Regions from separate parts of the Mus musculus genome. Here all the other regions are linked to region 2. The links are chromatin loops, found by intact Hi-C in ENCODE. Cell type or tissue: gastrocnemius. All regions are shown on one strand. Region 1 overlaps Arhgap19 (Rho GTPase activating protein 19). Region 2 overlaps Slit1 (slit guidance ligand 1). Region 3 overlaps Rrp12 (ribosomal RNA processing 12 homolog (S. cerevisiae)).

Evidence for each region. Hi-C counts contacts between places; a loop is a spot of excess contacts. Peaks named below come from ENCODE experiments on the same cell type or tissue, not always from the same donor. Only the 100,000 strongest peaks of a DNase experiment are listed, where the experiment ranks them.
Region 1: it touches region 2 in a loop (6-fold over the local background); 41 of 42 quality-filtered maps call a loop at or near these places.
Region 3: a loop joins it to region 2, with 2.7 times the contacts of the local background. A loop is called at or near these places in 5 of 42 quality-filtered maps.

What each region holds. Positions count from the first base shown.
Region 1 is chr19:41,760,356-41,768,355 of GRCm38, reverse strand. It overlaps Arhgap19 (Rho GTPase activating protein 19), which reads left to right. Exons shown (of 12, transcript NM_027667.3): 12 at 1-1,768. Among named protein-coding and RNA genes, the nearest start is that of Gm19424, 17 kb to the right of the region's middle. In gastrocnemius, CTCF peaks have their summits at 3,199 (motif pointing left) and 6,669 (motif pointing right); DNase peaks (open chromatin) are centred at 4,284, 5,800 and 6,653.
Region 2 is chr19:41,652,862-41,660,861 of GRCm38, reverse strand. The region is part of intron 4 of Slit1 (slit guidance ligand 1); the gene reads left to right. Among named protein-coding and RNA genes, the nearest start is that of Gm34116, 34 kb to the left of the region's middle. In gastrocnemius, a CTCF peak has its summit at 4,696; DNase peaks (open chromatin) are centred at 65, 365, 4,690 and 7,788.
Region 3 is chr19:41,866,687-41,874,686 of GRCm38, reverse strand. It overlaps Rrp12 (ribosomal RNA processing 12 homolog (S. cerevisiae)), which reads left to right. Exons shown (of 34, transcript NM_199447.2): 22 at 78-158; 23 at 346-451; 24 at 837-944; 25 at 1,621-1,778; 26 at 2,863-2,954; 27 at 3,098-3,265; 28 at 3,383-3,552; 29 at 3,752-3,877; 30 at 5,868-5,917; 31 at 7,915-7,981. Among named protein-coding and RNA genes, the nearest start is that of Frat2, 23 kb to the right of the region's middle. In gastrocnemius, a CTCF peak has its summit at 4,561 (motif pointing right); no DNase peak of the experiment used is centred here.

The DNA.
Region 1 (8,000 bases), 110 kb before region 2:
TGGAATGTAGCACTATGCAGGGATGCAAGCCAAGCAGTGCCTTGATGCAGCCAGGAGTTACACACTCTGTGAGCAAGAAAGAGAGAGCGCGGGACTGAGGAGCCTAGTGTGGGTAGAGGGAAGCGATGCCCAGGGATGGTCTGGGTGAGAGAGAGGTGCCCCATGCGCTTGCTCTCTGTGGCTGGCCTCTTGGGCAGTGAGTTACCACGTGCATTTGGGAATGTGGATTTCATTTATTTATTGGATAGTCATTACTTGCTGTAAGGGTATTTTAGGTCATTTTTTCTTGTAGAAGCTGTGATCCAGTGCAGAATAGACTTGAGGAAAAGCATAACCTTTTGAGTCTTGTAACATGTGGCTTTGTAACCTGTGGTATCTTCTTGGAAACGCAGACAGAAGCTCCATCGTCGTCACAGAAGGTTGCTGCCGTCCTTCTGACAAGGCGTACAGTTGCTGTTTTGAGCCAGTATTTAACTAATGTTTTTAACTAATGTTTGTTTGAGACAGGGTTTCTCTGTGGTCCTGGCTGTCCTGGAACTCACTCTGTAGACCAGGCTGGCCTCGAACTCAGAGTTTTCCTGCCTCTGCCTCCCCAGGGCTGGGATTAAAGGCGTGAGTGTAGTCACTGCCTAGCTGACCTGTGTCTTAAGGGTTTTTATTATATTTATTTTCCATGTTGGCGTAGTCTTTGTGACAGAACCTTTCTTTTCTTTCTGGGTTAATCGTCATAGGCTTTGATGTTGTGTCAAAGTGTCATCTGGTGGTTATTGTTGCCAACTATGAAGAGACAGATCCTATCTGATCTGTATCTGCACTAGGTAAATGAATAGAGGCTGTGGGCCCTTTCTCTGACGTTCCACAGAAGTGGATTTTCTCACTGAGACCAGTGATCAGGTTTGAACCCGCCCCCGCCCTGTCCCCCCATTCCCCATGTCACATGCACTGTGTAGGGCACAGGTGGGAGACAGTATTGGTTAGAACCAAGTGCTGGAACATTCTAGAAGCACAGCTGATGGGGCCTGAGGGAACCCACAGTGGTCCCTCCACACAGCATGTGCTATACTCTGAAGGTCCTCCCAGAGTCAGTCAGGAGTGATGAGGAAACACCCTGGGGGATGAGGCAGCACAGGATGCTGACTGGCAGGTTGTGTGCTGAGGTCTCTTTTCTGTGACATCCTTTCCTCTGGAGACAGCATCATCCCTGCTCTCCTACACTCTAAAGTCTTCAGACTGAAGTGAGGGTCCAGATCTAAACCAGCAGGACTGTCCCAGAGTTTGCAGAGAATCTGGCTTCCTAAGATGAAGGTTTTGAGTGACCTTAGTCCTGGTAGCCTGATGTCAGACTCCCTGTCAAAAAGCTGGCTTTACTAGGCAGCCAGTGCTGAAAGCTGTGTGGAGGTAGGGCAGTGAGGAGATGGAGGATAAATAATAACCTGAGTGCTTTGTCACCATGGAAACTGGAGTTCCTGAGGCCACAGCCCATGCTGAAGAGCTTTTGAGCATGCCCCTGACATGCTTGGTCCAGAGGCTATAGAGAAGGAGTGCTCTCACCCAAGGCCTTTCAGCAAGGCGTGCCTGTGCACGCTCTGTGTGCTCGCTCGCTCATTTGCTTGCTCACTCGACCCCCAAAAGGTTTCTTAGGAGAAGGTTGTACCTATTTGTTATTTTTTATTATTTTGCATATATATATGTAATTGTAAAGAAACAATCATATATATTGTCTTTTATATTCATGTAATATTCTGAATTAAATTTTTTCTGTTTCATATCTGTGGGTTCTGACTGGTCTCTTGGCTCACGTTGCTTTGAAGAGAGGTAGCTTCCTGTCCTAAGGAACTTGATACTCTACAAAGGGCTCGTCCTGGGTTTTCTAATGGAGGGAGGGGATGTGGGTGGGTTCAGGATGAGTGAGGCTTTGGCTGATGGAAATTTACTTAGATGAGGTAGCACACATCTCTAATCCTAGTACGTGGGAGGCAGAATACTAGGGACGAGTTGAGGCCAGCCTAGACATAAACAAGATTCTTTCAAAACAAAACAAGGCCGAGGCTGGGCATGGTAGCATAACATCTTTAATCTTAGCACTTGGGAAGCAGAGGCAGTGGATCTATGTGAGTTCAAGGCCAGCCTGCTCTATACATATGGAGTTCCAGGGAGGCTAGGGCTGTTTAGAGAGATCTTGTCTCAAAAACCAAAACAACCACAACTAAAACAACAGCTTTGAGCCCCAGGGTAGGTGGCCCCACTCCTTGAGGAGTGCAGGTTGTCTAAGTTGCTGACTTGCTCTGAGTTATTCCATATTGAGTGGAAGTAGCTCTTGGGCTATGTGCCCCCAACAGGCTCTGTTTTACAAAGGACACCCAACTCCCTTTTAGGTTGTTTTTATGCTTTGTGGCTTGATATTAAGGAACAATGAATTCAGTCAAACCAAATCTGTGGGCAGAAGAGAAAGAAAGGAAGCCATCATAGGCCAGAGGAGTGTGCTGAAAGAGCTAGTGAGTGACGAGTCCAGGGCCAGTGTGCTGAAAGAGCTAGTGCAGAGGAACTTGGAAGACTTCAGGTATCCACATGGGCACAGCTGGGGCACTCTGGACACATCTGTCCTCGAGACAGTTGACGTTATCACATTTTATGATCAGAATCTATGGCAGTGGCTCAGAGGGGGCAGAAATAGCCTGAGATAAAAGTGTAATATGAAATAGGTGTGCATTGTTTATTGACAAGAATACATTCTAAGAGCTGGGTGGTGGGGAGGCAGAGGCTGACTAATCTTTGTGAGTTCGAGGCCAGTCTGGTGTACAGAGGTAGTTCCAGGACAGCCAAGGCTACACAGAGAAACCCCGTATCAGAAAAAAACAAAACAAAACAAACAAACAAACAAACAAAACAAGGCCAAACAAACTAAAACCAAAATAAGAATTCATTCTGAGCAGTGCACCATTATACAGTTTTGCTGTTGTGTGCCATCATAGAGTGTACTGACATATGTGGCCCCAGGAGACACAGGAAATCGAGTATGAGGATGCTCCTGGCATGGTGGGCCATGCTGCTTTACAGAAAGGTTTTTGTTTTGTTTTAATAGTAGAGTCCTCGTCCCTAAAATAATGATAAGAAAGGCTGGAGAGATGGCTCAGCGGTTAAGAGCGTCGGCTGCTCTTCTGAAGGTCATGAGTTCAAATAGCAACCACATGGTGGCTCACAACCACATGTAATGAAATCTGATGCCCTCTTCTGGGGTGTCTGAAGACAGCTATAGTGTACTTACATATAATAAATAAATCTTTTAAAAAAATAATGATAAAAAGTATGGCGTGCTGAGCAGTCCCTCATAATGAATGTGTGTACTGTTCATAGTTGTTGTGGGTTACCCTTTCATAAGGCTTGTGGCAAAGTAGATTGTTTTCCTCCAGAATCATCAGTGATTTCATAACATACCACTGGGTGGCTAACAGTTATGACTTCCCTAGTCCGTGGCAGTTTCAGCTCTGGGACACTCTGGGACCACTGTAGTATGCAGTCTCTTGTCTGAAACATCCATGGAACATAACTGCATATATTACAAACATGATATCTAATGTTAAAAAAGGAGTCACAAATGTAATCACCGTAAATGTAAGTATCAGAGGAGCAGATGGAAGTGGGGGTGGGTGGGGGAGAGGGCCGGTGGGCAAGCATGCTTACTGAGCAAGCATCAGACACTGAGTTCAGGTCCCCTGCTCCCATGTCAAAGCCACTGTGGACTTGGGGACCTGTAATCACAGTGCTGAGGCAGGATGGGCCAACAGGTGGATCTTGCTGGTGTGTTCCAGGCTTCGGGAGAGCCCTGTCTCAAGGGGGGGGGAGAGTGGATCTTGTTCGAGCAGGGTGCCGGTGTCCAGCCTCTGTGTACACAGTAAGCTAGAGAGATCCTGATGGGCTTTCAGAGTGCTTCCAGTCTATGGATGCTCTGTGTGTGTCATGTGACCTGACTCATGGAAGGAAGAGGTTAGAGGTCTCGTTCAGCTGCCTCCCTCCCTCCCTTCCTCCTTCCCTCCTTCCCTTCCTCGCTTATGGCCCCCATACTTCCTCCACCTCCCATTGTCAAAAGTCAGCAGAAAAAAGTGTGGGATATTTTAACTTTTTTTCCACACCGAGTCTTCAAGATATAGCATACATCTTCACAGACATTATATCTCAAGTCAGAAAGCCCATATTTAATTTCTAGTGTTTACTCAACGGACTAACTACATGTAGCCTTCAGGCATAAAGTGGTCCAGTGTGTCTGTAATCACCATTTTGGCCACTAGGTGGCGGAAGCGACCTTTCACTCAACGCATTAGACAGTAAGCTGTAGAAAGGGTGGAGGAAGCCCTGAAATCGTCCTGTCTTTGGCTTATTTTAGACAGAAGTGAACCGAGTTGGATATATCCCACACAATTAAAAATTCTGCCTAGACCAGATGAGTTGTCATACCAGGTGGAAGGAGGGGACTCAGTCCTAAAAATTGTCCTCTCTCTCTCTCTCTCTCTTTCTCTCTCTCTCTCTCTCTCTCTCTCTCACACACACACACACACACACACACACACACACAGATAAACACTCCTTAGTCTAGAATAACACACCTGTTTCCTCCTGTCCTACAGGCTAATGCCCATGTAGAGGACACTCTGTTAAAAGGCAACAAGTTGGGCTGGTGAGATGGCTCAGTGAGTAAGAGCACTGACTGCTCTTACGAAGGTCCTGAGTTCAATTCCCAGCAACCACATGGTGACTCACAACCATCTGTGATAGGATCTGATGTGTCTGAAGTCAGCTGCAGTGTACTTATGTATGATAAATACATCTTTAACAACAAGTTAATGTGCACATTTAAAGCTTAGGCACTAAGATGTAATAGTAGCGAACAGAAGGGGAGTGGTTTTAGAGGAGCAAAGGGACCAACTGAGGTCACTGATGGGGGGGTGGGGAGTGAGGGAGGGGGTGAGGGCGGGCGAGCATAAACAGTATAAAGATATGTATGTGTGTAAATGTCACAATGAAACCTGATATCTTGTATGTAGTAACTACCAGTTTTCAAATTACATTTCTTTATGTGTGTGTGTGTGTACGCACATGCGTGTGTGCTCGTGCGTATGCATGCACACACACCTTGACATGTATGTGGATGTCCAGAGGACAGCCTGGTGAAGTCAATTCTCTCCTTCTACCCTGTGAATGGGGAGTGACTATAGGTCGTCAGCCTTGGCAGCAAGCACCTTGACCTGCTGAGCCATCTTGCTGGACCATAACTAATAACTTTTTAGGACTTAGCAAGTGACAAGTGTTTCTTGTGAGGACCATTTTCTTCAATTAAGGAAATAAAGGCCTGCGGTGATATGAAGGAGCCTCAGCTGTTAGCTGGAAACTTAAGAAAGCCTTCCTTGTTACACTGTCAGCCTACACTGAAGGCCAGTCCTTCCATCCTATTGTGAGTCCTTGCTGGCCTCTGCCACCCTCGTGTCTCCATTCTGTAACAAGAATGAGGAGATGCAGTGGTTAAGAGCGCCAACTGCTCTTCCAAAGGTCCCGAGTTCAAATCCCAGCAACCACATGGTGGCTCACAACCATCTGTAACGAAATCTGATGCCCTCTTCTGGAGTGTCTGAAGACAGCTACAGTGTACTTACATATAATAAATAAATAAATCTTTAAAAAAAAAAAAAAGAATGAGGAGATGTCCCCGAGAGGCAGAGTTCTTTCTGTCACAGGAGCGCTGGTGATCGGCCTAAGGGTGGAGGCTAGTAGCTCAGCCTTGGCGCTGAGTGAGTGGGGGAGGGAAGGAAATGCAGATATTCTGGGGAGGGTGACCACTCAGCCGCCGCCTGCTGGCTAGTCGGTCACACGGGACCTCTTCCACCATGGAGGGAGCATGTTATGTCCTAGTGAGAGGTGCTTATTGGCCATTCCTTCTGAAACACCTCTGCCAGCCCATCTGTGTGCACAAGGTACGCAGGGTGTGTCACCAGCATGCTGTTCCACACAGCATGTTTCTGACCAGGGATCTCATCTTAAGAGTCACCCACAGTCAGCAGTAGATCCGGTGCTTGTGAAAATTTACTAGTTTGACCATTTGCCCCTATCCTAGAAGCAGCTTTGAAGGAGCCGTGAGCTGAAGTAGTAGTACTGGTTGGCCAGGAAAATCAGAGCTTTGTTTTACAGGATGCAGCCTGGACTGGAGGCCTCGCTGTTCCAACCACAGAAACCGAAGGCTGGATTCAGGGGGGCTCCCCTTACCGTTAAGTTACTATCTCCTTCTTGGGGTTGATTGCGGCTCTGCTGTCTCGTGGGTCTCATCCTGATGGGGAAGGTGTCTATGGGGACACACGGTTGACACTGCACTGTTAGGCCTGTGCTGCCTCTGGGCTAGGACAGACTGCCCTGCACAGTTAGGAGAGAGAGCTTAGCGCTGGTGGGCTCTGCTTAGCATTTCCAGAGAAGTGCAGAAGGTAACAAGACGGGCAGCTGGCCACAGCGGAGCTGGGGATGGGCTTTCAGCAGCAGAAGGGCCTCCTCTCCCTGAAGAAACCGTACACCGTAAGAGAGCCGGAGAGGCCTCTGGTAGGTAAGGATGGAGTCTTCCACATGCTGGCGGCTGAGAGTTTTACAACCTCCAGCGGTTGTCCCCAGGAAGTGATGTCACAGTCTGGCCACCAGGGGCCGAGCTGGTGCTGCTCTTTATGTTTGGGGATCTTCGGCCAAGAAGGGAGCTTGCTTGACAAAGGCAAACAGAAAGTACAAGAAGTTGTTTGGTACTGAATATTTCCCATCTCTCTGTCTCTGTCTCTGTCTCTGTCTCTCTGTCTGTCTCTCTCTCTCATTTGTCTGTGTAATGTCTGTCTATCTTGTTAGAGCCAGTCTGAACACTCTACAAGGTCAGGAACTGGGCCTCTTAGCTCCGTTCTGTAACTCCGATGCTCATCCTATAGTAAGTATGCACTAAGGTACTACCTGAATAAGTGAATGGTCTCAAGGAACCAGTGAAGTAGAACTAGGGTCCCTATGGCTGGCCCATGGGGAGAGGCACAAGGGATCACAGAGAGGCTGCATTGCGTAGCCCACAGAGCCTGGAAGTAAACACTCTGGGTTCTGACTCTCAATGGCTAGCCGGAGGAGACAGTATAGGATCCAGGCTTAGCCAGTGGACCTCAAGCTGGGAAAAAGGAGGCAATCCCTGCTCTTTTTGGCTCTTGGCTATGAGACCAGAGCTTCTCTGGTGGCTACTATTCTTTCCTCCTGGGGCAGCTGGCTGAGAACATAAAGCCATATTATAGAGAGAGGAAAAGACTCAGAGATAGATGCGAAGTGAAGGATTGACTGGACCTGAGTTCCTGGATGGGGAAGTGGGGGATTGACTGAGCCTGAGTTCCTGGATGGGGAAGTGAAGGACTGACTGAGTCTGAGTTCCTGGATGGGGAAGTGGAGGATTGACTGAGCCTGAGTTCCTGGATGGGGAAGTGGAGGATTGACTGAGCCTGAGTTCCTGGATGGGGAAGTGGAGGATTGACTGAGCCTGAGTTCCTGGATGGGGAAGTGGAGGATTGACTGAGCCTGAGTTCCTGGGTGGGGAAGTGGAGGATTGACTGAGCCTGAGTTCCTGGATGGGGAAGTGGAGGATTGACTGAGCCTGAGTTCCTGGATACAGTCATCCCTTGAGCTCTGTGGTTTGAAACCACAGAGAACCTTTATCTTGTGTCTGAGAAGTGATGGGCAGTGGGCACACCCACCCATGCTGTTGAAGGAGAAAGAGGGTCAGCAGCCATAGTTTTATCTCATGTTGCACTGTGCTCCTGGTATGTGAGGGCAAGTCTTTTTCACCTGCAGGTCTCATCACCTCCACCCCTACCCCACAGAGAACCTCCTCCCAGCTCCTCAGGTCGGGGATGGGGAGTAATGGGAAGGCACTAAGGTCTGTGATTGACAGGTGTCTGGCATCCCACAATGCTCAGCAAGTGTGAACTGCCTCACCTGGTCTTGTGGGTGGC
Region 2 (8,000 bases):
TCCTGGCATTGGCTGCCCCACTACACTGGCCAGAGTCCCAGCTTCTTGCCGAAGAAGCGCAGACCTGTCAACTGCTGCAGCTTGGCCACCTGCCTGGTGCAGAGCCTCCTGGTGCACAGCATAGGTTCTCCTTACTGGGCCCTGTTGCTCCTTTGCTTGGCTTTCTTTCCTCAAAAACTGTATTAGCCCCTGTTTCCCCGGCTCGGTGCTGTCCGAAGAATCTGCTCTCTGTCAAAATGAGCTGAGTGAAGGAAGAGGCCACAGGGAGGATGTGCAGGCAGGGCAGTATGCGTCTTCCTCGGTGCTCTAACCCCCACGTTGGCTCAGCTCATCTAAGCACTGAGCAGTGTGTGAGGTGGGTGGGTCTACCATCTGCAGAATGGTTTCTGTGCCCTGGTGCCAGGCTGGGACTGTGCGCATAATTGCCCTGTAAAAGCATCGCTGTGTCAGAAACAGAACAATCTACCAAATGTCATTTTGCTAAAAGCCAATTTGCCGAAGGCAATTCATGGATTGGCCGATTTGTCCAAAGATCGATTCGTCAAACTGACTGATTTCTTTAACTCTCTGGGAGTCTCCTGGCTTGAGTTTCTCACAGTATTGAAGACCCGGCTTTGTTGCTCTCTGCCCCAGCTCTTGGTGTTTGGACTTAGGGGAACCTGTCTCCGGCTTACCCACTGTAGCTGTAGGGAGCCAGGACAAGCAACCAGAGTCCCTAGGCCACATGACCAAGGGAACAGCTCTTGTTGTTTAACAATGTTAAACAAAACAATGAAACAAAACACCAAAAACAAACAAACAAACAACAACAAATCAATGTTAAAGACAACAAAGAAAAGTGTTGGTCCCTTGACTGGCTTATCTGTGACTTGGCCTTGGAGAGGTGACCTGTATCCTCAGCCTCCTCTGAGGATACAGGTGAGAGAGAGCCTTGCTCTTCCTCATTACAGCCTTCTCTTTGTGGAGACTGCACGGTGGGGGTGGGGTGGGGCAACAGACAGATGGATGGAAGGACATACTCCTAGCTTAGCCTCAGAATCAGCCAATGCTTGGCCTCACTCGAGGAACCCGCTATAACAACCCCAGGGCCCATGCAGAGCAGGTGTCCCCACCCCTTTGGAGACAGGGTCTTACTATATAGCCTTGCCCTGGATCTGGCTATATAGTCCAGGCTAGCCTCAAACTTACAGAGCTGCACCTGCCTCTGCTTCCCAAGTGCTGGAGTCAAAGGTGTGTACCTCCACGTCTGGCCTGTGTTCTCTTATTTGATAGCTTACCCTGTCTTCATTTTTAAAGCTTTTCCTCTGATTTCCTCTTACTTTATAACACAACCCGGGGGCCATCTTCATTCCTTCCTGAAACACGGTAAGAAAGGCAACCAGACTTCTGCCAGAGGGTCCCATACTCAGTCCCAACCTCCCTTCCCTTGGCCTGACTTTCTGAGGTCTGTGTGCTCCAGTGCCACGTTCCCGTCCTCCCGTGTGACTGGGAGGTCACGTCTCTGGAGCCCAGCGCAGGAGCTGTGGCACCCAACTATGGAGTTTGATACCAGAAACCCTGGGAAGTGCACCCCAGAGTCCAGTGCTGCTGACCATGGTACCCACTTCCCAGTTCAGCCTTTCCCTCTCGGCCACCTTATCAGCCACTCTCAACATCTGGTACTGTGTTCTCACCACATGGTTGGGAACCACGCTTGCCACTTTCTGACTGTCCACAGAATTATAAGATGGAATGGTTTTGTGTCCTGGGTATCCTTCATTTGAGTGGGACTCCAACCTCAAAGCTTCCTTGCCTTGGCGGAGCCAGTTAGCTTATGAGAGAAGGCTGCTTGCGGGGGAGATCTCTTTGGGGGTGTTTCTTTTGTGGAAGTTGATGTTCACAGCTGCCCAGCAAACAACCCAAGGTCAAGTCAGTATCACAGGATGGTTTACGGTATAACAAGCCAGGCCACTTAGTCTTTTGTTTGGTGAGGTTTTTGCAGAATGAATGGTTGGGTGGGGTGGGTGCTTGAAAGCTGCACAGGAGAGCTGGTGGCCCCAGGTGGGCAGGCAGGGAGGTTTCTGCTGATGGCAGTGTCTGGGCCCCTTGGGCCCTCAGAAAACAGGAGGGGACAAGAAGAAAGACTCAAAGCAGCCACTCTATGGTGGTGATGTCCAGACTGCCCCAGGAACTTGGCGGTTGTAAGCCCCATGACTATAGATTATAGGCTGGGGCTCCCTCTCTCTGTAAGAACAAGTTCCTTGGCAAACAGTGAGTGTGTAGCGGGCACCTCCAGACACCCAAAGGTGGACTTGTGCTAAACAGAGCTGGGCTGTGTCTCCCCTGCCCCCAACCCCAGCTGCATTGCAGAAAAGGCCTGCAGAGTAAGTGAAGGAGGTGGTTACACCCACCTCTGCAGATCCCCCCCCCCCTTCCTGCATGCAGCCTGTGCCTCAGGAGAGAAGTCAGGAGCTGTTTTTCTTTCTCCCTCACTAAAGCAGAGGTGCTGGAACCCCGCTGCTTTGAAGTGACGTCTGGGCACAGTAGCTTCAGTCTGCTTCAGCACTAGGTGGGGACATCAAAGCATTCGTACTTCTCTGCCGGATGAAGCCCTCTAACTTTAATATGCTCTAGTTTGCTATAGACCTTGCTCAAGGCGAAAATCTACCTGTCTAGTAACAAAAAGGTACTGGCGCAGGTACCAGGGGTGGCCTGCGTAGCCATTCCTCTGGGTTCATGGTAGTTGATCCCCTCTACCTAACAGTGTGAGATAATGTCATGCAGGACAGTAGCCACCTGTGGCAGTCTGAGTGAGTGGCACACACTCATAGACACGGGGGAATTTCCTGTGGACCTTGACTGGAGACCAGCTCAAACTAGTAGGATTCCCAAACCCCAGGCTCCATGTTCTCACAGAGCCCCAAAGACAATGACCTAATAGCAGTGTTGGCTGAGGGCTCCCATTCCTCTGCTCCGACCACAACCGCCACTTGTGCTTTCTGAAGAAGAGGCTAATCAACCCCCTACACACTCCAGGGATCAAATACGTGCCCAAGGAGCTCAGTGCGTGCAGGGCTGGCTCGCTGTACTCCAGGCCCAGGTCTACAGTCTGATGACCAGAAAGCCACGGATAAAGTGCGCTGGAACGCTGTACTGTGCTGAAGCCCCCTGCGGCTTGAAGAGCCACAAAATAAAGAGCTTTGCAGTGGGGCAGCAGATCCATGTCAGAGCCCAGAGCTCAGTGAAACCTTGGCTGATGCCCAATGCCTTGCCCCAACAGGGCCCCACTAATCCCCTCAGAGGCAGTGTGCCTGCTGAGACCAGTTAGAGGTTGGAGCTAATGGGGATTTGCAGTAAGAACATGGGGTCCCGACCTTCGCTCCCCTGCTTGTCAGAGTGTGGAGTATGGCTGTAACAGGCACTTGGGGACAGTGCCTAAGTCAGGGATGGGCAGAAGGGCTCCCATACCCAGTGGGGGATGACTGGGGGTGGAAAGCTGCCTCCTCAGAGTCCTAGGACCTTAGGGGTGGGATACAGGATAACCTGGGGAGTCTCTGCCTATAGAACTCATACCATATTTCTTAGAACAGATCCCCTTCTCTGGGGCTTCCCAGGATAGACTCTTACCTTCCTCAGTGGCTGCCCAGATCCCTTGCTAGGCGCACAGTGTTCCATCTAGATATGGGAAGGGAAGAACAGAGTCAAGATGACATCATCCACAAGACCAGTTTCTTGTTCTGTGCTGCTTTGACTTTTAGGAGGCATCTGATCTGCATGACAGATCAGAACAGAGACTGCGGGCTCCAGGAGTGCAGAGACTCCTACCTGCCCCGTGTCTGCATCCCTGGAGCTGCGTCCTTGTGCTGATCCCTCGCTCCGGCCAGGACGTGGGAGGGTCACTGAGTATCCTCATTGGTTCCGTTCAGTTATGGTTACATTGCCTTTGCAGTGAGTGCGCCAACTTCAGGATACTCTGGGAGCAAGAGCGATGTCTGCCATTGGTGGATTAGGGAGAGATGGGTGGTAATTAAATATTCATACGCAAACCCAATATGCTTGTATTTGCTATTTTGAATTGGTGCTGAACAGGAGGCTTGCGTGTGTGTGTGTGTGTGTGTGTGTCCCCGCACGCCTGCCTGCCCCCGCTCGTGCATATACTGGAATGTGTAGGTGAAGGAACAGTTGGAAACTAGGGGAAAGGTGTGTAGACAGAGATAAGAAAGCAGAAGGGTTTTAGGTTCATGATGCCCAATGCCCCATAATGTATGTGACCCAGCCAGCTCTTGCTGAATGCCTCACCAGGGACATACACTGTGGGTGTTTTCCGTTATACCTTGACTCTCCAGCATTTGCTGGCCCCTCTGACCCCCTTATCAGAAACCTCTTCCTTTGGTCAGGCTCTGTTATCCTCCCAGCCAGTGATGAGGGACTCGTTTTGAGGGACCTGTGAAACACCATGGAGAAAGGTTGGGTGCCCTGAGTTTGTGAAGCACAGAAGGATGAGGGCTGGGAAAGGCCCAGGCTGTGCTGAGAGGATCTCCAACAGGCCACGTGCAAGCAGAGATGAGCAACTTTAGCTGGGGGGGGGGGGGGTTGACGTGAGTGGTGACAAAAGACCACAGAAGTGTCACGGGGCAAGTCAAATGTAGCAAAAAGTGAGACCGTAGCAGCTGTATAGCAAATACAGGGAAGGCTTCTGGCACACCCTAGTGGCCACTCTGGGAACAACTGTGATGCCGTGTGGGGAAAGGAGGGACAAAAGCCCCGCTTCCATAATACAGACAAATGGAAATGAGGTTTAAAGGTTAAGCTGTGCACTCCTGGGATCTCACCAGGTCTTGCATGACAGACAACGTCCATCCCACAAAGCCCTCTTGGGTTCTCTGGGCCCATGGCTGGTGCGCGGCAGAGACAGTTGAACCCAGAAATCTTCCCATTGCTTCCTTTGATGTCAGCAATCTTCATCTATTTTTTTTTTTTTTTTGAGACTGACCAACACTTGCCATTCCTGATGGCCTTCATACCATCTCTTCTGGGTTTGTAAACTGTTCCAGTTGGTCATTTAAACAGGAAAGAAGGTTCCTGCTGTGGACTGACTGGCCAGGGCCAGTCTGGGCTTCCTAAGGGGGGTTACCTCCCCATCTCTCCCAAAGCCCTCAGGATTCCACTCTATCTGCTCTGCACTCTGGGAGCTTCAGTCGGAGGCCATCAACCTCTCTGGCCAGTCTTAGCAGGCTCTGCCTTGACCCAGTTGTTCCAGGCTGTGCCAGGCCTCCCAGTTATCCCTTGTCCTCCTTCCTGGTATGAGAGCCTGCAGAATTGATTTCCTGAGACACACTTTGACCCAGTGCTGTGATAAGAAGCATTTAAAACCCATTTATTGTAAGGATCCAGTGTTACTGCTGAGGCCATGCTGCCGGCTGATTTTTTTTTTTTTTTTTTTTTAATAAAGACTCCCGGGAGAATTCCTGTCTCATCTGAGTGCCCAAACAGCTGGACTCCTGACACTCGGATCCATTTAGACTACACATAGATCATGTGTGCTGCTGACCCCCCTTCCTTGGCTCTCAGGAAGCACTGAGCCCCTACTCTGCCCTGGCTGGTATGCCTGTGAATCACGGGGCACATTCAGAGAGCCTGCCTTTGAGGTTTCTTCTCTGCTGAGCCCTCCCACCTGCTCTCCTGCTGATCTGTAAATCCCGCCAAGCTACTGTAAAGTCTGCATGGAACAGGCCTGGGTGGAATTGATTGGCTAATCAATACACATAACAAGCCTTTCTTGCCTGGCTGAGGAGAGGATTAAGTGGATAGTGGGGAGCGGCCTGGGACTCTCTCTCAGGCTCTGCCTTGGGGTGAGCTGCCTGCTGTGTTGTGCTGAGGGGCTGCCTGGAGTTGCTGCCTCCCTGTGTACCCCACATTCTCTAGGGCACATCTCCCTGTGCACCCCACATTCTCTAGGGTACCACCTTCCTGCGCACTCTACATTCTCTAGGGCATCACCTCCCTGTGTACCCCACATTCTCTAGGGCATCACCTCCCTGTGCACCCCACATTCTCTAGGGCACACCTCCCTGTGCACCCCACATTCTCTAGGGCAAACCTCCCTGTGTACCCCACATTCTCTAGGGCACACCTCCCTGCCTGCCTTTATCTTTTCTGAACCTCCCTGCTTCCCTGTGGTCAAAGGCGGCTAGTGGCTTGACTGTATCTTCTTACCACCTCCCAATGCCTGTTAACATTGGTCCCTCACTTCAAGGATCTCAAGGGCCTTGGTCAAAGAGCCAAGCCCTTCACAGAACATGTGTCTGAATCTATTCACTCTACTGTAATGAAACATCTCAGGCTGGATGACTCATTAACAACAGGAACTTATTTCTCATGGTTCTCGGTGTCAAGATTCAGAATTTGGTGTGTGAGGAAGGCCTGCACTCAGACTCCCGGGAATCAGACATCATTGTGTCCTCTAACAGCGTTGGGGCTGGCAACTGTGCAAGGCATCTTTGCTTTTACAATTTTTCCATTGCATTAATTTACTTACTCTGTGTGTGTGTCTGTGTGTGAGTGTCTCTGTGTGTATGTATTTCTGTGTGTCTGTATGTGTCTCTGTGTGTGTGTGTGTGTTTGTGGGGGATCTGTTGTGTGTATCTTTGTGTGTGTTTGTGTGTGTATCTGTGTGTGTGTGTCTGTGTGTGTGTATGTCTGTGTGTGTATGTGTCTGTGTGTGTATGTGTGTATCTCTATGTGTGTGTGTGTGTCTGTGTGGTGTCTCTGTGTGTGTATGTCTCTGTGTGTGTATCTGTGGGGGTGGTCTGTGTGTGTGGGTATGTTTGTGTGGGTATGTTTGTGTGTGTGTGTTTGTATGTGTGTCTATGTGTGTGTGTGTGTGTTTCTGTCTAAGTCTGGGTCTGTGTGTGTATGTCTGTCTGTGTGTATCTGTGTGTGTCTGTATGTATATCTGTGTGTGCCAGTGTGTCTGAGTGTGTTGGAGGAGAGGTACCTGTGCCATGGCACACAACATGGAGGTTGGAAGACAACTTGCAGAAGTCAGCTCTCTCCATCCACCATGGGAATCCCTTTCGTCAGGTCCTTGGCCTTCACACCAGCTCTCTGGGGCTTTCATCCATTACATTCCAATCTTGTTCCTGAGAGCTTGTCCCTGGTGTACCCCTCCTGTAGGCCCCATCTCCCAGCACCGTCATTTCTGTGACTAGGCCCCAGCACAGGGAGGCATGAGGTTACCTTCAGGCCACAGCGTGTCTCTGAGCCCTCACATGTGAGGGGTCCCACTGGTGGGATGCTTAGAGAGCATTTGGTTGAGCCTATGCATTTCACACATAGAACAGGGGAGACAGTGTAGCCGAGGGTCTAACACTATGTAGGTTCAGAAACACCTACGGTCGGCCATGTCCTGTCTCTCCTTCCTGAAGGCTCTCACTACCTCATCCTTCAATTGCCCACTGATAACTGTATCATCAGTTGCCTCAAAAACAAACAACCAAGACAAAAAGAAGAGTTGATCTGATTTCTAAAGAAATTGGGGGTCTAACCTGGGTTTCTCCTACAATTGCTAGGTTCAGCAGGGAGCTAGCTGGGACTGAACAGTCTGCAGGGCATAGAGCCTTGGCTTGTGGCGTGGTTCCCAAGGGGCCCAGGCTTTCTTTTGCTCTGTGATCCCCCAGAGTAGACTTGGAATCAGAGCCAGCCTAGTTCAGGACCGGGCGAGACACTTGGTTCTGTCTCCTCCATCCTCCAGCAGTCACAGCTTGCTTACAGCAAAACAGAGGGGAAGCCAGGGCCACGGAGGGCCGTGGAGAGCTCTCTGCTATGCTTCATTGGGGTTGGCCAACCATGGGGGCCCTGCCAGTGCTGATCACAGCTACTGGGAGCTTCTCTCTAACCATCCTCTGCCCAGAGGGGAGGTGACTGGGGACAGCGTCCCAGTGTCTGCCAGGACAGAAAACTCCTAACTACCATTTACTCATTCAGCCAGAGCTGACAAAGCAACTAGAACCCACCCAGAC
Region 3 (8,000 bases), 210 kb before region 2:
GGAGGGAGGGCGTCAACAGGCACGCCCAGGGGTCAGGGTGACACTGGAGGACCCCGGTGTTGTTGTTGTGCCCACAGCCCCGTTTGAAGTGCCTCATACATATTGTGAAGACGCTGTCGGCTGAGCATGAGGAGTTCATAGCTGCCCTCATCCCAGAGGTGAGGGGTTGTGGAGGGATGTGGGTTGTGGTTTCTTAGTGTGGATTCCAAGAGAGGCCCGAGGAGGGAGGGCTGTAGGTAACAGTGGGAGCACACGCTCCCTTCACTGCCTAGTGCATGTGTAGGCGTGAAGAGCTCACCCAGGCTGCCCCTCAGTTCCATGTCCTGACAAAGGCTGTTTGGCCAGGTGATCCTGTGCACCAAGGAGGTGTCAGTGGGTGCAAGGAAGAGTGCGTTTACCTTGCTGGTGGAGATGGGCCATGCTTTCCTGCGATTTGGCTCCAACCAGGAAGGTGAGAGTGTGGGCTGTGGACTGAGAGCTGGGGTGGACAAACTGCCTTGGCCCAGAGAAGACTTTTTTTTTTTTTTTTTTTTGGTTTCTCGAGACAGGGTTTCTCTGTGTAGCCCTGGCTATCCTGGAACTCACTCTATAGACCAGGCTGGCCTCGAACTCAGAAATACGCCTCCCTCTGCCTCCCAAGTGCTGGGATTAAAGGTGTGCGCCACCATGCCCAGTGAGAGAAAAGTCTTAAAGCCTCTGTCCAGTCTTAAGAGAAAAGGTGGAGGGAACGCCTTGTCTTGTTCTGCCTGTGGCTTTGAGTGGACTGCACTGAAGGCCAATAGTACCCATCCCTGAGCACCCTGTCTTCGAGTAACTGTCCCACTCTCTGTCCTCAGACGCTCTGCAGCGGTACCTTGTCCTCATCTATCCTGGCCTTCTGGGTGCAGTTACCACAGTTAGTTGCAGCATTTTGGCTCTGACCCACCTCTTGTTTGAGTTCAAAGGTAAGTGTTTACCTGAAGGGTGCTGTTATGGTAAAGAGTGCTCCAAACATCAGGACAGGGTGATGCCAGAATGGGGAAAAGCATCAGGATGCAGCAAACAGACCCAGAACCCGGCCTGTCTGCTTCCTAGTCTCTTCCCACAACATTCTCCCTTCATCCTTACATTCGCACCACCCATCAGCTTTAGGCCCCAGTGTCCTGGGACTTTTGTCAGATTGGTCAGAAAGAGGGTTGGCCTGTCCCTATGTCTTAGTTCTGGTCCCTCCTCTTACCAACCACATCAAACTTTGAGCATCTTTACTAACCTCTCAGAACCCCTGCTAGTCTCTAAGATAAAAGATGTATGGATACTCCATGGGTGGTGTTCAAGCTGTTAGACCCAGAAAGGCCCTGAGAACATCTGACCCCTGGGTGGGTCTTGGGTTTGAGGGGCTCAGGTATCTGACAGCAGCCCCTGTGCACAGGGCTGATGGGGACCCGTGGGTGGCTCTTGGGTTTGAGGGGCTCTGGTATCTGACAGCAGCCCCTGTGCACAGGGCTAATGGGGACCCGTGGGTGGCTCTTGGGTTTGAGGCTCTGGTATCTGACAGCAGCCCCTGTGCACAGGGCTGATGGGGACCCGTGGGTGGCTCTTGGGTTTGAGGCTCTGGTATCTGACAGCAGCCCCTGTGCACAGGGCTGATGGGGACCAGCACAGTGGAGCAGCTCCTGGAGAACGTGTGCCTGCTGCTGGCCTCTCGAACCCGTGATGTGGTCAAGTCCGCGCTAGGCTTCATCAAGGTTGCTGTGGTGGTCATGGACGTGGTGCACCTTGCTAAGCATGTGCAGCTAGTGGTGAGGCTCCATTGTGTTCACTGGGGGGCAAGAATGGACTCTGCGGGAGGGACTCTGGGCATATTAGTTCAGAGCGTTTTCACTACGCTCTGAGCAGCAGAAGGACATTAAGGAGCCTTAGAGGGGCTTGTAGGAGAGTGCTGACTGACAAAGAAGGCACAATGCTTATAGTGTCTCTTAGGCCAAGGGACAGGGCTTCTCCAATGTTGTACAGATAGAGAACCAGGCAGGTACTTATTTTCAAGGTCTAGTCTCAAGACTGCACTCGCTCTTTGTAGGGTCACTCTTCCTATCCCTGCCAGGGCACAGAGGAGCTGAAAATTAGGGACACACTCCCTGCAAGCTGGAATTGCTTGCTAACAGTTTCCACTTCCAGCTGGCAGAGTCACATGGCCCTCAGATCTCTTTTGCATATCTTTTCTGAGTCAAACCTTAGCTTCCAGGAAGAAAGCAGGGATAGATATTCTCCAGAAGCCTCACTGGGAGCCAAAGGCTTAAGGCAAGGCTAGGGTGGAGATCTACTGGATCTCTTTATATTTAGAACTTCCCGAATCCTACTAAAGGGTATGTGGGGACCTTGTTCTCTGCCCCCACTGCAGGCAGACCTTACAGATAATAAGGTTTGCCACTCCCATGTGTCACCATCTGGGCCTGGATGAGCACGACTGCGTGATAGAAAGGGAGCATGTGACTTCAGGATGCTGGGTCGTAGCTGGCAAAGTGGACTGAGTGGGTTAAGTGGGGCCTCTATGGCCACTTGGCAGTCGGGTGAGCCTGTATTGGTATAGGTTTCTGTCCCATCAAGTTGCTGTGAAAGAACCCTGGGAAGGACACATGGAGGGTGTTCAGTTGTCGCCTCGGAAGGATAATCACAGCTGTGGTGTGAAAGGGCATAGAGGAAAGATGGGATTCCAGAGTAAGGAAACGGAGTTGAGCCAGGGAAGCGGTGGCCTGAGAACAGGGCAGCCAGTACCTCCCCTTCGCTAGGCTCAGCTGTACTGTACACTGGTCTGTACAGCAAAGACAGATGGGCAGGGCAGAAGGCCCCGAGCTCGCTCTGACACCCTGGTGCTCTGTCTGCTAGATGGAAGCCATTGGGAAGTTGTCAGATGACATGCGACGGCACTTCCGGATGAAGCTTCGGAACCTGTTCATCAAGTTCACCCGCAAGTTTGGGTCTGTGCTTGAATGGGGTAGGGTTGGAGGATGGGACCCTTGGTCTCTTAGGGGCCACAGGGAAAGTTAGCTTCCTGAACAGTTCCTGCCCCTGAGGAGGGGTCCTTGGCAACCTCTAGACAACTCTTCTCTGTCCCACTCAGATTCGAGTTGGTGAAGGGTCTGCTACCCGCAGAATACCACAAAGTCCTGATAAACATCAGGAAAGCTGAGACCCGAGCCAAGAAGCATCGTGCCCTGAGCCAGGCTGCTGTAGAGGAGGAGGAAGAGGAGGAAGAGGAAGAGGAGCCTGTCCAGAGCAAAGGTGACAGGTAAGACCATGGCTCAGCCCCAAGGCCTTAGTCTACCCCCACCCAAATTCTGTCCTGGCAGTGCCTTAGGTCCCCTCTGTCCCAGGAGTGCGTTGATGTTAGACTTCTCTAATTTAGCATTGAGGAGATTTTGGCTGACTCTGAGGATGAGGATGAGGAAGAAGAAAGAGGCCGGGGCAAGGAGCAGCGGAAGCTGGCACGACAGAGGAGCCGGGCATGGCTGAAGGAAGGTGGTGGCGATGAGCCCCTCAACTTCCTGGATCCCAAGGTGGCCCATCGAGTCCTTGGTGAGCAAGAACAGCTGACCTAGGAACCCAGAGTTGACCTCCCCTGTTGCTGGATTCATGGGTGGTAGGCAGGGGTTGGCTTCTGAGGATGGCCTGTGGGCAAGGGCTAAAAGTCCCCTAGTTGAGAGCTTTGGTGTTGGGGGGGCTCCGAGGGAGGAAGAGTTGACTAGGACTGACCTGTCTCACCTCACTTCACTAGCCACCCAGCCTGGGCCTGGGCGGGGCAAGAAGAGGGACCATGGCTTCAAGTTGAGTGCTGATGGCCGGCTGATCATACGGGAGGAGGAAGATGGAAACAAGGTGGAGGAAGAAGATGGCACTAAAGGTAGGGGTCTCCACAGAGGAACAGGTGCTCTGTTGGCATGATGCTCATTTATACACTTGAGGGCTTTTAGCCTATTCATATAGTGACCATTATTGAGGAAGCATAGAAACCGATCTAAGAAGCTAACCCATAAGGCCACCCTGAACATTCTGGCTCCTCAGATTCTCCTGAGCACACATTTTTATTTTTATTTCATATATTCTCTATACTAACTTATGAATTTTGTTGTTGTTGTTTTGGTGTTTTGTTTTGTTTTTTGAGACAGGGTTCCTTTATATAACCCTGGCTGTCTTGGAATTCTATAGAGCAGGCTGGCCTTGAACTCAGAGATCCTCCTGCCTCTGCCTCCCGAGTGCTGGGATTAAAGGCGTGTGCCACCACTGCCCAGCTTGACTTTTTTTTTTAAATTTTTTTAAAAGATTTATTTATTATATGTAGGTACACTGTAGCTGTCTTCAGATACAGCAGAAGAGGGTGTCAGATCTCATTACGGATGGTTGTGAGCCACCATGTGGTTGCTGGGACTTGAACTCAGGGCCTTTGGAAGAGCAGTCGGGTGCTCTTACCTGCTGAGCCATCTCACCAGCCCCCCCCCCTTTAATGTATTTATTATATGTAAGTACACTGTAGCTGTCTTCAGACTCCCCAGAAGAGGGCATCAGATCTCAGCCCTTTGACTTTTTTTTAATGCAGTATATATACAACGATTTAAACAAAACTTGAGGAAACCCCCTCACTGTGCATGGTGTGAGCATCTCTTCTGCTTCTTTTTCCTTATTCCTTTTCTGTTGTTCAGTTCGGTATGGTTTGGTTTTTAATGGAAACCAGCTGAACCGTAAGCTGATTTAGTGACAGGCAGAGCCATGCCTTCTAAGAGAGTGCCAGCCTTCCCAAGCCCAGTGTCCACTCAGTAACGGAGCATTGCCTGGAGTGCATTCTATTCGTAGGACTGTGGGGCGAGCACCTGCCTTCTGGCTTCTCGGCTTTTGCTGCTGAGCTGTGTGCCTTTGATTCACCTGACTTCCTCACACAGACTCTTTTGCCCCTCACTTGCCTGCTGCTTGTCTGCTGGCTCCCGTGTATGTGCTTAATATAAAGGTGGCTTGTGCTGTTCTTTAGACTGTCTCTTCTCCACTTCCCTCCCACCCTTCCTGCGGACTTGATGCCCGCAGTTCCTGTGGCTGGGGAGCCCCCTCTGCTCCTTACGATCCCACACTATTCCTTTCTGTTGTCTCTAGGGTTCCCTAGCCACTGGCCCTCATCCCGCACAGAACGCCCACATGCCAGTTGCTATTCTTCTGTACATCTTTAGTCATTGGCTGGTTTATTTTCCTGCAGTGCTGGGGACTAAACCCAGCACTTGGTACATGCTAGGACAGTGCTCCACTGAGCTTCATTCTCAGCCCCTACACATGCTGTCTTTGTCTTCTGGCTGTTGCTTTGCTTTGCTGGAATCTCTTCCTCCAGATGGTCAGCTTCATACTTTTCTATTATTCCCACATGGTGCCAGTACACAGAGTGAGGAAAAAAAGCTATTTATTTATTTATTTATTTTTGTTTTCTGAGGCAGGGTTTCTCTGTGTAGCCCTGGCTGTCCTGGAACTCACTTTGTAGACCAGGCTGGCCTCAAACTCAGAAATCCACCTGCCTCTGCCTCCTAAGTGCTGGGATTAAAGGCATACGCCATCACTGCCCAGCGCAAAAAAGCTTTTTGATTAGGAGGGTAAAATTGTCCTTTTGCTAACTAAGCGAGGGCGTGTATGACATGGGGCTGACTCTCTCCAAGTCACTCACATCTTGAAGGGACCAAAATGGTTGGAGTGGAGGAGGGACAGCAGTTTGGTTTCCTGTGGAAAAAGGCACAGGTCTGAAGAGGGCAGTTTTCTGGGACTGGAGTTAATGTCTTGTATTTCTGCTAAAGAGAGGACATGGGATACGGTTAATTAGGGATGCCCAGATGCTCATGAGCCTGTCTGCCCTCTGACTCCAGGGGAAGATGAAGACATGACCGATGCGATGGAGGATGCCAGTGTGAGAAGTGTGAGTAATTGTGGCCTTGCCTGGCCCAGAGCTCCCATGCCCAGTCCCCCACACACGAGCATGCATCTGCCCTTCTCCCTCAGTTCTCGAGATTACTGGGGCAGTGTGGACGGGCATGCAAAGAGCATCAGCGTAGAGCACACAGGTAATCAACAGCCCCATGTCGCCTTCTGGCAAACAGCTAATTTATTGTTAAGAACATATCAGAAGGTGGGGAGATGGCTCAGGGGTTAGGGTTAGGGTATTAGAGGGCTGGAGAGGTAACTCGGGTTAAGAGTACTTCTTACTCTTATACATGACCAGGGTTTGGTTGCCAGCGCCCAGATGTTGGCTTACAACTTATCCATAACCCCAGTGCCAGGAGATCTGATACCCTCTTCTAGCCACCATGGTCATCAGGCACACATGTGGAACACAAACGTACATGCAAATGAAACACTCATATGAACAGAATTTAAATATATATGAAAAAGAATGTATGGGGAGTGATGCTAGTTGGAGACTGAGTGAGAACCGTGTAGGAAAGCCATGCAGAGTAAAGAGAGAGTGAGGAGCAAGAACATCTCCTGGATGCCCCAGGGGAATCATGTGGTATGTGCTGCCCGCCTGTGCGATGCCCCTCTCCGCAGGCCATCTTGGGTGACCCAGCTCTGCTTACTAGGTCTCTCCCTGGTCTGCATTCTACTCTTCCTACTCTTGCTTCAGCCTCAGTCCAGTCTCACTTTGCTGTGAATGAGCCTGTCACTGTACCCAGGCTCCCAGGGTTCCAGTCTAGGGTTCTGTGTAGAGTCCTTGGTGTGTAGAGAGCTTGGTACTTAGTGGTGCTGACTGAGTCTTAGCTGTTCTTTGTCATTGTTCATATTCCCCGGACATTATTCTGGGTGAGGCCTCACTGAATTTTTGGAACCTTCACAGGGGTCCTGGTGATCTGTTGACAGCTGCCTCTTCTTCCTGGCCCGCAAGGACTGACCAGAGTCCTCTGTAGATGGATCTCAGCTTAGAGATAGAAAGATCAGACATCTCCTAAAGCAGCAAGAGCAGTATAGTGATGACCACATAGTGGCTGGGTCCTACAGTCAGCTCCTGCCTCCAGCATCCCAAAGTTCTCTGTGGCAGTCGCTGAGTCCTCCTGTGCGCATGGTTCCGGAGCATAAGATGCTTGGGGCCACGACATCCTTGGTGGAAGACCAGTTAGTGGGCTAGCCTTGGCTAATAAAGCTCAGCCATCATCCTCTGTTGTACAGCCTGAGTCCCACATCTCCAGTTTCTGGTCCTTACCAGAGCTCCACAGTTCTTGCTATAGCCAGCGGACCTGGCATCCATATTACTGCACACATGTTCAGTCTGATCCCTTGGTCTGGCACCCCTAGCCCTCTCACCTCGTCTGTGGACTTGGAAGGCTTCCGGGCCGGTGTCATAGACCGCAGGATAGGAGCCAGCCTTGGGAGCTAGGTCACCCCTGGATAACCCATCCATTATGTAGTGTCTTTGCTTGATTGCTAGTACCTGAGCCCATATATCCCTGTGGGCTGCCCTGTGACAGGTCTTCTCTTCCCATGCTTTTCTAATATTGGTATCATACTTATCCTTCATTGACTTATAACTTCTGTGAACCTACTGTCCATTGAGGGACTGTAATGAATAGCTTGGCCCAGGGTCCTCCACCTACCCAGGTACTGATGAGGGAAAGAGGTGGAACCTGGCTGATATCGGGTTTCCATCTTCCTTCAACAGCATTGGGGTTGTGAAGAGGGAAATCTAGTTGTGAGAATGCAGGAGAGAGCCCTGTCCCCGCCCCAGCTGTGTAATATAAGATCATCACTCTCCCTTTGTGGGCTTGCACTTGTGTGCAATTGGGGCTGAGAGCTTGGCAGAGGGCCTTTGTCACCAAGGCAGGTGACTGCTTCTGTTCCCGCCCCTGCTCCCTCCCGCCCTCATTAGTGGTGTAGTCCTGGCCCTTTGCTCACTGCTCCCCGGCTTGTTGCATCTTTCTATAGAAAAAGAAGCTTAAGCGGCAGAGGGAGGACGAGGAGGATGAGCTGGAGATCCCACCTCGGTACCAAGGTAAGCTATCCTTTCTTAC